2 separate regions of the Homo sapiens genome follow, and region 2 is linked to region 1. The links are chromatin loops, found by intact Hi-C in ENCODE. Cell type or tissue: MCF 10A. All regions are shown on one strand.

What was found. A loop is a pair of places that touch in the nucleus more often than their neighbours do. Peaks named below come from ENCODE experiments on the same cell type or tissue, not always from the same donor. Only the 100,000 strongest peaks of a DNase experiment are listed, where the experiment ranks them.
Region 2: it touches region 1 in a loop (5-fold over the local background); 3 of 110 quality-filtered maps call a loop at or near these places.

What each region holds. Positions count from the first base shown.
Region 1 is chr11:129,327,376-129,335,375 of GRCh38, forward strand. It overlaps LOC105369572 (a long non-coding RNA gene), which reads right to left and starts at 3,840. Exons shown (of 3, transcript XR_948175.2): 1 at 3,703-3,840. In MCF 10A, a CTCF peak has its summit at 4,626 (motif pointing left); DNase peaks (open chromatin) are centred at 4,016 and 4,616.
Region 2 is chr11:128,981,555-128,989,554 of GRCh38, forward strand. It overlaps ARHGAP32 (Rho GTPase activating protein 32), which reads right to left. Exons shown (of 23, transcript NM_001378024.1): 13 at 6,469-6,571; 14 at 4,970-5,114; 15 at 4,449-4,531; 16 at 275-382; 17 at 1-7. Among named protein-coding and RNA genes, the nearest start is that of TP53AIP1, 43 kb to the left of the region's middle. In MCF 10A, no CTCF peak of the experiment used is centred here; no DNase peak of the experiment used is centred here.

The sequences.
Region 1 (8,000 bases):
AAATGTGATAGTTTGATATTGTGTACATTATGGAAAGTTTGTATCAAGCTAATTAACATGGCCATCACCTCACATACTTCTCATTTTTCTGTAGTGAGAACATTTTAAATATATTATTTTAGTAATTTTGAAAAATACAATACATTTATTATTAACTTTGGCCATTTTGCTGTGCAATAGATCTGGAAAACCTATTCCTCCTATCCAACTGGAAGCTGATAGACTTTGGTCACCTTCTTCCCATTGCCCATTCCCCAATCCCACCCCAAAATTTTCTTGATGGCTCTCTTTAAACATTTCTTCGTGCTAATGAGCCCATGTCAGAGCACTGTCCTGAAATGACTCCTATTATTACTAAGCTGTATTAGTCCATTTTCACACTGCTATAAAGAACTGCCTGAGACTGGATAATTTATAAAGGAAAGAGGCTTAATTGGCTCATAGTTCCGCATTCTGGGGAAGCCTCAGGAAACTTACAACCGTGGCGGAAGGCAAAGGGGAAGCAAGGACCTTCTTCATATGGTGGCAGGAGGGAGAAGTGCAAGCAGGGGAAATGCCAGACACCTATAAAACCATCAGCTCTCGTGAGAACTCACTGTCATGAGAACAGCATGGGGGAAACAGCCTCCATGATCCAATCACCTCCCTCCCTCAACACCTGGGGATTACAGGCCCCTTCCTCCACATGTGGGGATTACAATTTGAGATGAGATTTGGGTGGGGACACAGAGCCATACCATAGCGTAAGCCTTTTAAGGTGAGCTCCAGGAGTTGCCCTGCATGCTTCAGGATGGCCTGCCCAGGACATATCCCCTCTTTGCTGTGTGCTTTCTGCCTCTCCTGGTGTCCTGTAAGGTCACTTAGGTTCCCAGGAGGCCACCACAGCTGACCACCGATTCTCAGGAACGTAGCCATCCAGAAATGGAGGACAGGGCAGCCTACTTTTGATGAAAGTAGATGAAGAAATCGCTGGGTACTGGATGTTTTGAGGAAAGCAAAGCTAGGTTGGGAATGACAATAGGTGAACAGATGGGAAAAAAGAGCGGAACCCTCATAGATGAAGGGCAAAATGAGGCGTGGATGCTTGGAGGGGGGTTTAGAGGGAGGTTGCTGAGAGAAATGGCATGGGTGCCAGGAAAGGTGAAGGGTGGGAGGTTAACCTTTCTAACTCACAATTTTACCTCGACTTTCCATAGTCCAATGCTTAAAAATTATTTGAAATGGCAGCTTCTGAACTAAATCTAAGACTCAAGTTTCTGAATTTAGCTGTCAAAGAAAAATGATTCCATTTTAATTTTATTTTAATATGCTTCTGTTCTATGAATTTCATCTCAAAATGTTTTACATTTGCACTTATGCAAAATGTATGATTAAATTCAGAATAAAAGTGATATATCTAGAGATATCTGTTAATCTTTTATTCTCTCAGGTCAGCCTATTAAGCAAATTCACTAGTTAAGCAAATTCAGTTTTCAATTTAATTGAAACAGACAAGAATTTTCACTAGCAAAAAGCTGAAATATAAATAAATATGTGTTTTCACATCTATGTTTCTTTTCCAAGTCAGCTGGTAGGAAAATTTGCTGTGAATTTAAATGGTCCCTTTTCATCAAGAGAAAGCTGTTGGGCTGTAATTCCCTAACACTCTTTCCCTCTCCTTTCTCTTGAAAATTTCTCTTCAGCAAAACCTGCCTGGGATGGATTAGTAGAATCAGGCTGCCATGGCTGGAGGAGATATCTTGCAGATCATGGAGTTCAACCCTTATTTTATGCAGATGAAAGAGCCAGAGAAGCTGCTGATTTGCTTTGCTTGCAGTCACACAGTTAGTTGCTAGCCAAGTGTTAATCCCTTAGAGAATGTTCTACTCCTAGTTCTTGGACTTCCGGTGTTTAAGTTCAGGTAATTTGTCTTCCACGCTAGAAGACAGTCCTCCATCTCTCCTCCAGAGCTCCAGTGTGGCCTTCTCTAATTTTCACAGATGTACACACCTTGGCTGAATCATGGCTCTGCCTCTTCTGTGAGAAATGTGAAGGCCACAAGGAGCCCAGAGGTAGGGCCTATTTCTTTTTCTTTTCCTTTTTTTTGAGACAGAGTCTCACTCTGTAGTCCAGGCTAGAGTACAGTGGTGCGATCTCGGCTCATTGCAACCTCCACCTCCCAGGTTCTCCTGCCTCAGCCCTTCAAGTAGCTGGGACTACAGGGGTGAGCCACCATGCCCAGCTAATTTTTGTATTTTTCGTAGAGATGGGGTTTCACCATATCGGCCAGGCTGGTCTTGAACTCCTGACCTCAAGTCATCCACTCACCTTGGCCTCCCAAAGTGCTGGGATTACAGGTGTGAGCCACTGGTAGGGCCTATTTCCAACTGGAGGGGAGGACTGGTGAGGAGGACTCTCAAGAGAAAAAGCCAAGATGAGTGTATTGAGTAGCCTGGTTTGTATCTGGGTGTGCTTTATGTCTCTGGCTATTCTCTTGGTACCTCTATCTGCTGTACACAGCGGGAGAGGAGAGAGCAGGAAGAGGGTAGAATAAGACCCCTGTGTTTTTCATTTTGTTCCTTGGATGACTGGTAGCGAATGTAGTACTGGTCCCATTACTCATCGGTGTTCTCGGCAGAAGGGGCCTTTGGGAATATTGTCCTACCTTTAATCTCCTTGGCATGTTCAGAAATAATACGCTGCTAGCCTCTGACAAGAAAGCATGCAGCCCTGAGTGATCACTGAAGGCTCTTCCTTACTGAGGCCAGGTCTGGGTTGGTTACACTGTGTCAGCCTAAACAGTGAAGCTTAGTATGGTGGCTGCTGGAGTCCTGCTAAGTGAATAAATTAGACTTAGGAAGAATAATTGCATAGGCCTGGTTGGGTAGCATTGCCGTCTGGCTCTATTTATCATCATAGAAAAGTATACCATATGCTATGGAGGTAGTGAAAAGAGCAGACAGCTCTTTCTGGAATGTTGGGAAGGTTTTATGGAGGTGGTGACATTTGAGTTGAGCCTTGGTATAGCAGCTTGTCCTGCGGAAATAGGGCAGGGGTGAGTGCAGAAGTGGAAAATCCATGCAGAGAATAGCCACATAGACAAGGACTCAAAAGAGAGAATGGAGTAGACTCTCTGCTTGCAGTTTTCTTTCAAAGATGGAATAAAAGAAAAATGACCAACTTGCTTGGAGAAAATACATTTTTATGATGCTTTGTTCTGATACTATCCTTAAGCACTAAGTGCATGGGCATGTGTGGAAGGTGGTCTTCGTAAGTCGATGAAAGCTGTTTTTACAGATTAAAGAGTGTATAGAAACATGTATGTGCATATACATGCTGACATCCATGCAAGGAGACAATTGTCCTTTGTGGCTGGCTTGGAAATCATCCTGCTCTTGGTCTTGCAAAATTCAGCCTTGTATTGATTGTAGTGATCACAGATTTTTAGACCACAGAGATGACATAATCCAACAGCCTTGTTTTTATAGCCAATAAGCCTGAGGCCCAGTGAATGACTTGCCTAACGTTAGTATTTCACCCACCTAGTAAGTGGGGGAACCAAGACAAGAATTTGGGTGCTCCTATGGACTGAGTTATGTCCCTCCGAAATTTAGTGTTGAACTCCCGAGCCCCAGTATCTCAGAATGTGACTCTATTTGGAAATAGGGTTTTATAAAAATAATTAAGTTAAAATAAGGTCATTACGGTGGACCCCAATCTTACCTGACTGATGTCATTATAGGAAGAGGAGATTGGTTACAGACAAGCACAGAAGGAAGACCACACGAAGACACAGAATGGAGGCTCTCTCTATGCTACACAGAGAAGTCTCAGAAGAAACCAATCTTGCTGGCACCTTGATCTCAGGCTTCCAGCCTCCAGAATTGTGAGAAAATAAAGTTCTGTTGTTTGTCACCCCATCTGTGGTAGGTTGTTATGGCAGCCTGAGGAAACTAATACAGGTGTCCTAATGGAAAGGCCCATGCTCTCATAGCTGCTTGGCAGCCTCCAGGGTGAGTAAGATGTGGCTGGAACGCAAGCACGCATTGTCTGCAAGTCCTCAGCTGCTGAGGGAAGGCTGGACCTTGTGCTTGGCTGCAGGGTGTGGCCTCTGACACGGAAGCACTTTTCCAGCCCTGGGTGACTCTTGGAGTGAGTATTATCACAGACCATGTCTGCACAATTTACATCCACCAATGAATTAACTTCTATTTACAAGACTTGAAGAAATGCACCAAGGTCGGCTGAATGAAAACTCAACGTCAGTAGCATTTTGTAATTGATGATGATGATGATGAATTAATTTGTGTACAATGACTATCAATACCTATTATCAATATCCATTACTTTTTTGTTTGTTTATTTGTTTTTTTGGGTTTTCTTGTTTTGTTTTGTTTTTTTTTTTTTGCATGTCTGAACTCTCTATCTTGGTTGTAGCCTCATTGTGGACAAGGAGTACAATAACATACTCAATTTTGCATCCTTTGCTGTTAATTAAAAAAAAATCCTCATTCGATAATGAGAAGAAAAATTATCAGCAATTATCTTAACAAGCAGCTCCCCGGCTCTGGCATGAGCACAAGGTCATCTAATTGGTGCCCATTGGAGACGCTCCGTCAGACTCCCCGTTGACATACTGCCATCTGGTGGAGCTGGGCGGGCGGATCAGCTTTCACAGTCTGATGTTGCCTGTGTCTCGACATATGTTTGTTCCCGGTTCCTGCTGATTTTCCTGACAGCTGTCCAAATCCAGGGGCGAGCACCATGCAGGCCCAGGCCTTGGCAGAATACTGAAGGAGGCAAACATTTGCTTCGGTGTTCTGCTGCTTTCCCTATCAGCGATACTCACAGCCTGGTGTGCTTCCTCTTCTGGATGAAATCTTGAATTCTGTTCCACAAATTAACACCTCTTTCCCTGCCCCAAATTTATTTTATTTGCATAGACCTCACAGTTTATACATTGCTTCTGAAACTCCTCTCCCATTTGATAGTCAAACAACTTTTCGAGTGTGCTGGACTAGAATATTAACCTCCTTCAACAAAAATTTATTGAATATTGATTGTACTCAGACTGGGAACTACGGTTACAAAGACAGAAAGACCAGGGCCAACTTAATTCATGGTTACAGAAGGCCCAGTACCCGAAGCCCACAATATTTTTAGAATCCCATGAAGATGTTTTAATTTCTTTTAAAATATAAGAAAACATGAAATTTTAGGTGCAAGAAAAATGAGTATCTTTATGCCAATGCAAATTTTTAACACAATTTTAGTATTTTTAAATTATAACATTTAATATTTTTATGGAGGAAGAAGTCCATGAAGGCAAAATTCTCCAGGACCCACAAAAATTGTAACGCCGTCTTGGGAAAGGCAGGAATAAAATTAGATAATCATGCATATAAAAGCTGCTGCTGGCCAGGCATGGTGGCTCATGCCTGTAATCCGAGCACTTTGGGAGGCTGAGGCAGGCAGATTGCTTGGGTTCAGGAGCTCAAGACCAGCCTGGGCAACTTAGTGAAACCCTGTCTCTCTCTCCATATATATATAATTTTATATATAAATATAAATATATATGTTATATATATATGTCTGAATATTTAGCTAGGTGTGGTGGTGTGGGCCTGTAGTCCCAGCTACTTGGGAGGCTGAGGCAGGCAGATCGCTTGAGTCCAGAAGTTCAAGGCCAGCGTGGGCAATTTGGCAAAAACCCCATCTATATTTGTAGAGATATATATAAATATATATATATATATTTAGCCAGGTATGGTGGCATGGGCCTGTCATCCCAGCTACTTGGGAGGTTGAGGTGGGAGGATCTCTTGCGCCCAGGAGGTCAAGGCTGCAGAGAGCCACGATCCTGCCACTGAACTCCAGCCTGGACAACAGAGCAAGACTCCATATCAACAAACAAACAAACAAACAAACAAACAACAAACAGTAATGTGGGACCATGGAGTGGGAGGAGTTTTAGTTTGTCTCTAAGTAGAGTTGAAATATGTTTGATTGAACACATCAGGAAAGACAGAAAGTAATTGTGTTGGAGCTTAGGAAACTGCTGGAAGGGAACAGGAGCTATGGCCAGTCCTGGGGTTCAGAGGTGCTGGGAATATCTGGTAAATGGTTGTAAAGCCTGTCAGAGATTCATTCCTCCAGGGATAGTATGAAGGGAGTTAGAAGGAGTTTCCTGGAAGAGAAATTATCCTAAGGAAGAAGAAAACAGGCCAGGTGTAGTGTCTCACACCTGTAATCCCAGCATTTTGGGAGGCCAAGGTGGGTGGATCACTTGAGGCCAGGAGTTTGAGACCAGCCTGACCAATACTGTGAAATACCATCTATACTAAAAATACAAAAATTAGCCAGGAGTGGTGGTACACTCATGTAGTCCCAGCTACTCGGGAGGCTGAGGCACCAGAATCACTTGAACCCAGGAGGGGGAGGTTGCAGTGAGCCGAGATTGTGCCCCTGCACTCCAGCCTGGGTGACGGAGTGAGATCCCATCTCAAAAAAAAAAAAAAAAAAAAAAAAAGGCAAGAAAAGAAAAGAAAACAGCCACAGGCTTCACCCTATAAGAAAGCCCTACTCACCCTCCTAATGGGACAAGTAATGTACAGGATGCCTGTCACTTGAATTTATTGCCTGCCTAGTTCTATGAAGAGCCTTAAAGTACCCAGTTAAAGTGGACTTATTTGTGAGTACTTATGAGACCCTCTTTGAACTCTCAGAGGCACTTCCCACAGTGGGGACCTTGTCAGCAGGGCTGTCATCCTAGTGGTGCAAAGTGGCATCTCACTGTGGTTTTAATTCCCAAATGACTAATGATGTTGAGCATCTTTTCATGTGGCTACCTCTCATTTCTGTAACTTCTTTGAAGAAATGTCTATTTAGAATCTTTGCCTACTTTTTAATCTAATTATCTTTTTATTATTGAGTGGTAAGAGTTCTTTATATATTCTGGATACAAGTTCTTTACATTATTTGCAAATATTTTCTTTCAGTCTTTCGGTAAAAGCTTTTAATTTTGATGAAGTTCATTTTATTTTTTTTTCTTTTATTGCCCATGCTCATAGTCTCATAGCTAAGAATCTTTTGCCAAAGCCAAGGTATTATGGTTTGAATGTGTCCCCCAAAGTTCATGTGTGGAAACTTAATCCCCAATGCCACAGTTGAGAGGTGGGCTTTTTTTTTTTTTTTGAGATGGGGCCTAGTATAGGCATTTCAGCTTTCTTATGGTTGTTGTTTGCATGATATATCTCTTTTCTATTCTTTTACTTTTAATCTCTTCATCTCTTTGGAATTAAGGCATGGCTCCTGTAGACAGCATATAGTTGAATCATATTCATCTATCCAGTCTGAAAATCTCTATCTTTTTATTGATTTGTATTTATTTATTTATTTTAATTTTACTTTACGTTCTGGGATACATGTGCAGAACATGCAGGTTTTTACATAGGTATACATATGCCACAGTGGTTTGCTGCACCTATCAACCTGTCATCTAGGTTTTAAGCCCTGCATGCATTAGGTATTGTCCTAATGCTCTCCCTCCCCTGACCCCACCCCTGGACAGGCCCTGGTGTGTGATGTTCCATTCCCTGTGTCCATGTGTTCTCATTGTTCAGCTCCTATTTATGAGTGAGAACATGCAGTGTTTGGTTCTCTGTTCCTGTGTTAGTTTGCTGAGGATGATGGTTTCCAGCTTCATCCATGTGCCTGCAAAGGACATGAACTCATCCTTTTTTATGGCTGCATAGTATTCCATGGTGTATAATGGGATTGCTGGATCAAATGGTATTTCTGGTTCTAGATCCTTGAGGAATCACCACACTGTCTTCCACAATGGTTGAACTAATTTACACTCCCACCAACAGTGTAAAAGCATTCCTATTTCTCCACATCCTCTCCAGCATCTGTTATTTCCTGGCATTTTAATGATCACCATTCTAACTGGCGTGATATGGTATCTCATTTTGGTTTTGGTTTGCATTTCTCTAATGACCTATGATGATGAGCTTCTTTTC
Region 2 (8,000 bases), 350 kb before region 1:
TTTTGATCTGTGAGGTAAACATTTTCATCACAGAGTTGTAAAGATAGCAGTCGTCAAGGGCCTCTTTTTTTAAACGTGTAAATCTCAGACAAACAGAGGAAGAAATCATACTTTTACTGTCCCTTAGCTAAGGCCCAGTTGCCTGTTTTAGGGAGATGCAAATAAAAAGAACAGATTTGTTTAATCTTTTAAAAGTTTCCTTAAAGAACACTGATGAATCAGCCTTTTATTTAGGATTAGTTCTACTAAAATTAATAAGTGAAATGCAAATTACCTTAACAGGTTTGGAGCCCAAACAATTGCTAGATTTTTTGCATGCATATTTGTGATGGAACAATAGTCAGCTAGAAGAGACAAGTGTCTCATCAGGAACTCCAGTGTTCTGGAAATAAAATACAACATATTAACAGAAAGAAACATGATGCAGCAGTATAGAACATAAAAGCCTGCTAATTAATTCCTAAGTTTGCAATAGCAAAATGAAGAAAGGGACCATACAAACCCAAGAGAACTTTTTTTTCCTGCTTAACAGGTTGAAATATTACTATTAGAAGTGAATCTTCCACCAAAGCTAGTTTCTGGAACAAATAATATTTTGAAGTTATGCCATTCTACTTGCAGCAGACATACTAACAGGAAAGGATTTCAACACTTCTATGAAAGAAAACAGTAATGTCTCAAAAGCCTTAAAACAGTTACAAGAAAAATTCCAATAGGCATCAAGGGGAGAATATTTGAGCAAAGGATATGCTTTTGAAATAAAGAGCCTAATTCAAATCCTCATATTCTGGTTTATCTTGACTACTTAAAATTTGCTTTACTTAAACAATTCCACATATATTGTGATTAAACAATAGGGAAGAGTACTTTTGAAAACAAGACATGATCACCTTAAATGTAAGTTAAACCAGGTAAGTGCCGTGTGTGTGTGTGTGTGTGTGTGTGTGTGTGTGTCTGTGCGCATGCACACACAGAGGTATTATCTATCACCTAGCATGTCTCAAAGCGTCCTACCTAATAGTGCCCAGAGTAAAACTACTAAAGACAACGGGCTGGGTGTGATGGCTATTGCCTGTAATCTCAGCAGTCTGGGAGGCTGAGGCAGGCAGATCACTTGAACTCGAGAGTTCAAGACCAGCCTGGGCAACACAGTGAAACCCCATCTCTACAAAAAGTGTAAAAACAATTAGCTGGGTGTGGTGGTGCATGCCTGTAGTGCCAGCTACTCGGGAGGCTGAGGCAGGAGGATTGCTTCAGCCCAGGAAGGTTGAGGCTGCAGTGAGCTGTGATCATGCCACTGCACTCCAGCCTGGGTGACAGAGTGAGACCTTGTCTTTAAAAAAAAAAAAAAAAAAAAAAAAAAGGACAATGAATGGGAGACAGAAATATAAGGCTGTATTATATGAAACAGTAATGAAAGATAAAATGTGGTCTACATCCGAGCCACAAAGATTCAGATGGGCCTAACATGAATTTGAGAGGAAAAGGAATATCATAGTTAGACTCGGCATTAGGCATTGTTCAAGAGGCTTTTACCAGCAGTCTCATTTAATTCTCATAATAGCTCTAACAAGCACAGAATTACCATTCCCCTTGTACCGAGGACAAAGTCAAGGTTGCTGGGGTTCCACAGACTAGCAGTGGCAGTGCTGCATTTCAAATCAAGGTCAGAGTGGCTCCAAAGTGCCTGCGCGTTCAAGGGCATTGTAGTTGCTTTACAGTTAAAATGGTAATTCTCTGTCTCTGCTGTATATAATTAAGAGAAGACAAACCGAAGTGAGGCTGGCCTGGGTATGACATAGAGGTGAGAAGCTTGAGAAACGTATTTAGATCGCAAGGACAAAAAACCAAACACCGCATGTTCTCACTCATAGGTGGGAATTGAACAATGAGATCACATGGACACAAGAAGGGGAACATCACACACCGGGGCCTGTTGTGGGGTGGGGGGAAGGGGGAGGGATAGCATTAGGAGATATACCTAATGTAAATGACGAGTTAATGGGTGCAGCACACCAACATGGCACATGTATACATATGTAACAAACCTGCATATTGTGCACATGTACCCTAAAACTTAAAGTATAATAAAAAAATAAATAAATAAAATAGAATAAAGCCAGGCTCCTCAGCCAAAAAAAAAAGAAAACCATGTAAAATTTTATTACTTGAGGAAGGTGAATGAAGGGAATGATTAAAGGACTTCAGGAATGTATTTTATGAGAATTGCAAATTTAAAAAACCAAAGACATCTATTTGGTTTGCCTATCTGATTATAAGGATGTCTTTAAAAGTTAATGTAGAATTTTAGTCAGGATTCCACAAAATGAGCACTTTTATATTCAGCAGATGAGAGTGTGAATTGTATAAAACTTCGCAACCTGGAACGTAATTTGGATATTATTGTCTAATATTGAGAATAATAATTTAGATTTCCAGAATTTCACTGCCAGGTCATTATCCTGTAATAAAAAACATAATCTAGATACCATGTAAAAGGATGGCCCTCATAGTAATATTCAAAATTGGAAAAGGAAGGCCGGGCACAGTGGCTCACACCTGTAATCCCAGCACTTTGGGATGCTGAGGTGGGTGGATCACCTGAGCTCAGGAGTTTGAGACCAGCCTAGGCAACATGGCAAAACCCCAACTCTACCAAAAATACAAAAAATTAGCTGGGCATGGTGGTGTGTGCCAGTGGTCTCAGCTACTTGGGGGGCTGAGGTGGGAGAATCACTTGAGCCTGGGAGGCAGAGGCTGCAGGGAGCCAAGATTGTGCCACTGCACTCCAGCCTGGGTAACAGAGTGAGACCCTGCCTCAAAAAAAAAAAGGAAATAGAAAACACCCCATACCACCATATATGTAGATTAAATATGCAAATTATGAAAGGTTAAATAACATGGCATATCCAAATGAGAGAACATGATGGAAAATTACGCTTTTCAAGAACATCTAAGGAATTCAGAAATGTTAATGTTAAAATTTTGGATAAAAAGTCTATATCAAAAGATATACAAAGTAGGAGATACACACACATATAAGTTATAGTGAAGAAAAGAGTTACACAAGATATTGTATACATTATAAAGCAGGAGATATACATGTACATATTAATAGCAGGCAAGGTATGAAATCCAGGTAGGGCATACATGGTAAGTAATATAATATATATTAGAAGACAGGCAAAGTGGATAATATTAGGATATATATACATATAAGTATCTATAGTCAAGCTATAAAATAGTGTGCAGAAGATATAAAACATATATGCAGTGTATATTATTGAACATCTATCTGCAAGACTCTATTCTGGAAATACAGTGATAAACAAGACAGAATTCATGACCTCAAGTACCTTATGTTTTAGAAAGATTGTATACAGATAGTCTCCAACTTACAATGGTTCAATTTATGATTTTTTGACGTTTATGATGGTGCAAAGGTGATAAACATTAAACAGAAACCACAATTAGAATTTTTTTTTAAATGGAGTCTCGCTTTGTTGTCCAGCTGGGGTGCAGTGGCATGATCTCGGCTCACTGCAACCTCCACCTCCCAAGTTCAAGTGATTCTCCTGCCTCAGCCCCCGAGTAGCTGGGATTATAGGCGCGTGCTACCATGCCCGGCTAATTTTGTAGTTTTAGTAGAGACGGGGTTTTGCCATGTTGGCCAGGCTGGTCTCAAACTCCTCACCTCAGGTGATCCACCCACCTCGGCCTCCCAAAGTGCTGGGATTACAGGTGTAAGCCATGGCGCCTGGCCTATAGTGCTGATTTTTGAAATATATACATAAGCAATGTCATTTTGAAAAAAAAAATTAAATTACTTAATTTGCATATTACTAGAACATCCGCTGAGTTTAATTTCTTGTCAGTAATTGGAATTTTAAAATGTATCTTTTGTTTCTTTGCATACTGGAATCTAGTTTCTACTGTTGTCTTTTTCTAACTGGCAAAGTAACTTTCAATTTTATTCTGGCTTTCTCAGACATAACCATAAATATTTCCAACACTCCAAACTAACACACAAATCAAATTAGGTTTTAAAATGTAGCAACAACAATAAAACCAAAGAAGAAACTAAAACAAACAAACAAAAAACCCCCAAGTTTAGTCAGCCATCCCTTTGTCCATCCATTCATTCATTCAACCTTTAAGTACCTATGGAATGCTAAACAGTGTGCCAGGCCCTGGGGATCTAAGGACAAATGAATATCTATACATAAACATATACATATACATATAGGTACACATACATATAGTGTGTGTGTGTGTGCGTGTGTGTGTGTGTGTGTGTGTGTGTGTATATATATATATATATATATATATATGAAATGGAAGTTTAATTAGAACTCCAAGGAAGTTTAAATAGAAATCCAAAGGAAAAAAAAACGTTTACAGGTCAACCGACTTCTACCTCTGCCTGGTATTTACCCACTGTGGCTGACCTGTAGTGTGGTGGGGGGAGCTGCTGGATGACATCGTGGATTTTTATCAGCCTTTCTTCATCTGTTGCTGCTGAAACTGCATCCTAGAAGAGTCACAGTACAAAATAAACTAGTGAGCTCTGTTAGTAAAAATGAAAGTTCACTTACAATTCAGTTTTCACTCTGAGATCAACTTGCTTTGCTCTTGGATGTGAAATGGCGAGGAAACACAACATTGTATTCAGGAAGTAAACTGTTTCCACACAGTGTGAACACTGAGATCTACGAAACTAATTTTAAAAAGGCTTGATGGTCATCAGTATTAAGTGTGACAAGACTAGCAGCTCAAAGTCAGAAAGCACAAGAATGACAATGTGAAAACAGCAAAGACCACCGACTAGCTGGCAATATTTGTTTTTTTAAGGAGTCATTTCAGTCACAGAACTATTTCTTACATGTGACCAAACCAAAGTTCATGTGTTTTGAACAAAAGCACAGCAAAGTTCCACAAAGAATTAGATTCAAAAGTAGCCTGTACTCACAGAAAATTTCTCATACAGCTGGTAGGTAAGCAGAGGGTTTGGGAGTTCCCGGAAGTACAGCTTACATAGGGAACCCACAGAATGGATGTCCTGAACATACGGTTCTTTCGTCAGGTCGGGGACGTGCTCAGAGTCAAATTCATGGCTGACGTAGACAGAAGAGGACAAGCAAATCATTTGATTGAGGAGAGCAAATATGTGTCTTAAAAACAGAAAGCATAAGCTCCAAAAGTGTTCAGCTCTATCTCAGTGAGTTGCTATTATCTTCCATTAATTATATTTCATTTAAGTTGTGTTTGGACTTCAGCAACAACTGGATGTCTTAGTACAAGATAGATGTCTTTCTATGTGGAAATTAAGGGCACAGCTTTAATATTAAAATGGACAATAGCCTCTGAGATACATATGAATGAACAGCTCTTATAGTACAACAGTCTGAAAACAGGACTCCTAATTGCTAATGACTTGAATATCCAATATTTTGGCAATTCCAGAGACTAGTGTTGAATGGCAATTGATCTATGAACAATTATGAGCAGAAATTCCTCAGATACAGATTGTACAACACAGAAATGCTTTCCCGAAGCAGGATAAAAAAGTCAGAAACAACATAAAGCAATTCCTAGCTAACAACAAATTTTAATAGGCAGGAAAATCTGTATCATTAGAATGAGTAAAATAAAAGTTGTACGCAGAATAGTAAGGCAGAGTAAGCTCACTCTCCAGGAGGTTAATTAATATTCATCCACGGGCATGAGACCACTTATCATCTACCTAGAGGATTAATGTGTGTGTACAATATGAGATTTACTTTGTCTTAAACTGAAGACTGAAACTGTCTTTAGTACAAGGACTAATTTATGTATTTTTCAAGCATGTATTTCCCAAAACTGAGATGGGCTCTATGATCTGTTAAAGTATTAAAATCTCTACAGAATAATGGCAGTTATCATGTACTACAGTAAAAAAGAAAGGGTAATGGCATGTCAAGAATAGTCTAGAATCCAAGAGATTAAGCAAAAATAAAATATTGCAGGCACAGAGTTTGTCACTGTTTTTGTCTCAGAGAAGATTTGGGGAGGATGTGAAATATGTAGAGATGCATACTTGAACATAAACACAGAATCAGGGTCAAAGGAGATTAGAAAATGTTCCATTCCCATCCATTTTAATTAACACCTAAAGAATAATTTTATTATAATGCAAATTTCCTCTCTCATGGCTGTCATCGGTTCAAACTCAATTTGTTAAAATCTTCAAACACTATAAAGAGGCAAAATACAAGTACTGAAGAGATTAAGGTGCATGGTTCTCTGATACTACAGATGAAAAAAATGCCATTTAGAAAAGTATACAGAGACAATAACATGTATATTATTTCCTATTTTATCTAAATTATCTTTAATGAAAATAGGTTATCAAAGTAAGTGAATCTGTTTTAAAATATTTGCATTTTAATTAGTTAAGAAGGAGTGAAAAAGTGCCATATAAGATTTTACCGTAGTCTCTGGATATTGGAGGCAACACCAGAAAGGCGATAGATTCCATCCACGATGCCATATCTCTCAATGAATGCTGTGCAGCTTTGAAGAACCTGCGGCACTAAAGAGAATTTGTAAAGAAACAGATGAAATTGTAGTATTCACTGGAACCAAAGTTGCCAAAAAATAAGATTGTCTTAGTTTACAAAAGTAAAATAAAATTTGTAAATTAAAGTTAAAAGGAGCAAAAATTAATCCACTACAAAAAATGATGAGGGTATATTTATTTAATTGCCCACCTAAATTAGATAACTAATTCCTGAATAATCAAGACTGGTTCTATGTCATGATATTTAAGTGAGTAAGAGAGTTCATACATTATTAGGACAGTCTTTCTTCTGCAGTAGACTCATTTAGATCATGTTACAGTTACACATTACAGCAAAGTGAACTGTTTAGTCCTAACACCATGCCAGATTTTTAAGAAATACAGCTGTTCAGCTGACTTTCATATATAGCAAATGAATATATAAAGTTAAATGCTTGTCCCAACAACATAATTACTTGTAAGTGCTACAAAGTTTTGCTTCTAGAAAAGGATCTTCTATATTTTCATAGTTAATGCAAATTCTGACTTTATTCAATCAACAAAACACCAATATAATGCAAAGCCCAAGGCAATTTCAAACAGATGGAATCTTGTAATTTCCTGGCCATATTTACATTAACTTTATTGACATTTTGACTTTATATTATCAGCTTGTAATACAGGGCACTCTCTCTGGTTAGCTCTATGAATATACACTGGACAGCTATGCTGGGGCATGCAGTATAAAACAGAATTTTCAAAATATATGATAAAGCATTTTATAACCATTCAAACATTTACAGCAGCTGAGAATTTAACAATAGTTGTTTTGCAATGCAGATTGATGAGTTTACAGACTTTAGTATGATCATTTGATAGGGTTAATTAAAATCCTTGAAAAGAAATGCTTGGAAAATTTGGTCTGCAAAGAGCTACTATACTAGAGATGAAACATTCAGAGTGGCAAATGAAACAAATAAGGCATTTTAATAAGATAATTTTAGTGAATGTATTTCATTAACAGTATATTGTCATTCCTTTATTATTATAACCAACTTTTCCTTGGTTTTCCTGACTTTTATTGTCCTTCATGCAATCCATCTTTAAATTCTGTCAGATCCTATAACAACATTTAAAACTTAACCTCATCTTTGATTAAAAAAATCAAAAAACAAAAACCAGCAGCTGATAGTATTAAGTACTAAATATATGCCAGGCTAAGTACTTTACAATGCATACTCTCTGATTTTCAGAGATATCCTACAAGGAAAGTACTATATATTCCCAATTTTTACAGAGAAGAAATTGTATCTTAGAGAGAGTAAGTTTTACCCAAGGGCAGGCAGGAAACACTGGCAGAAGTGAGAGATTCCAACTCAGGCAGTCCAAGTACAGAGCCAATGCTTTTGTTTTGTTTTTTATTTCACACACACACACACACACACACACACACACACACACA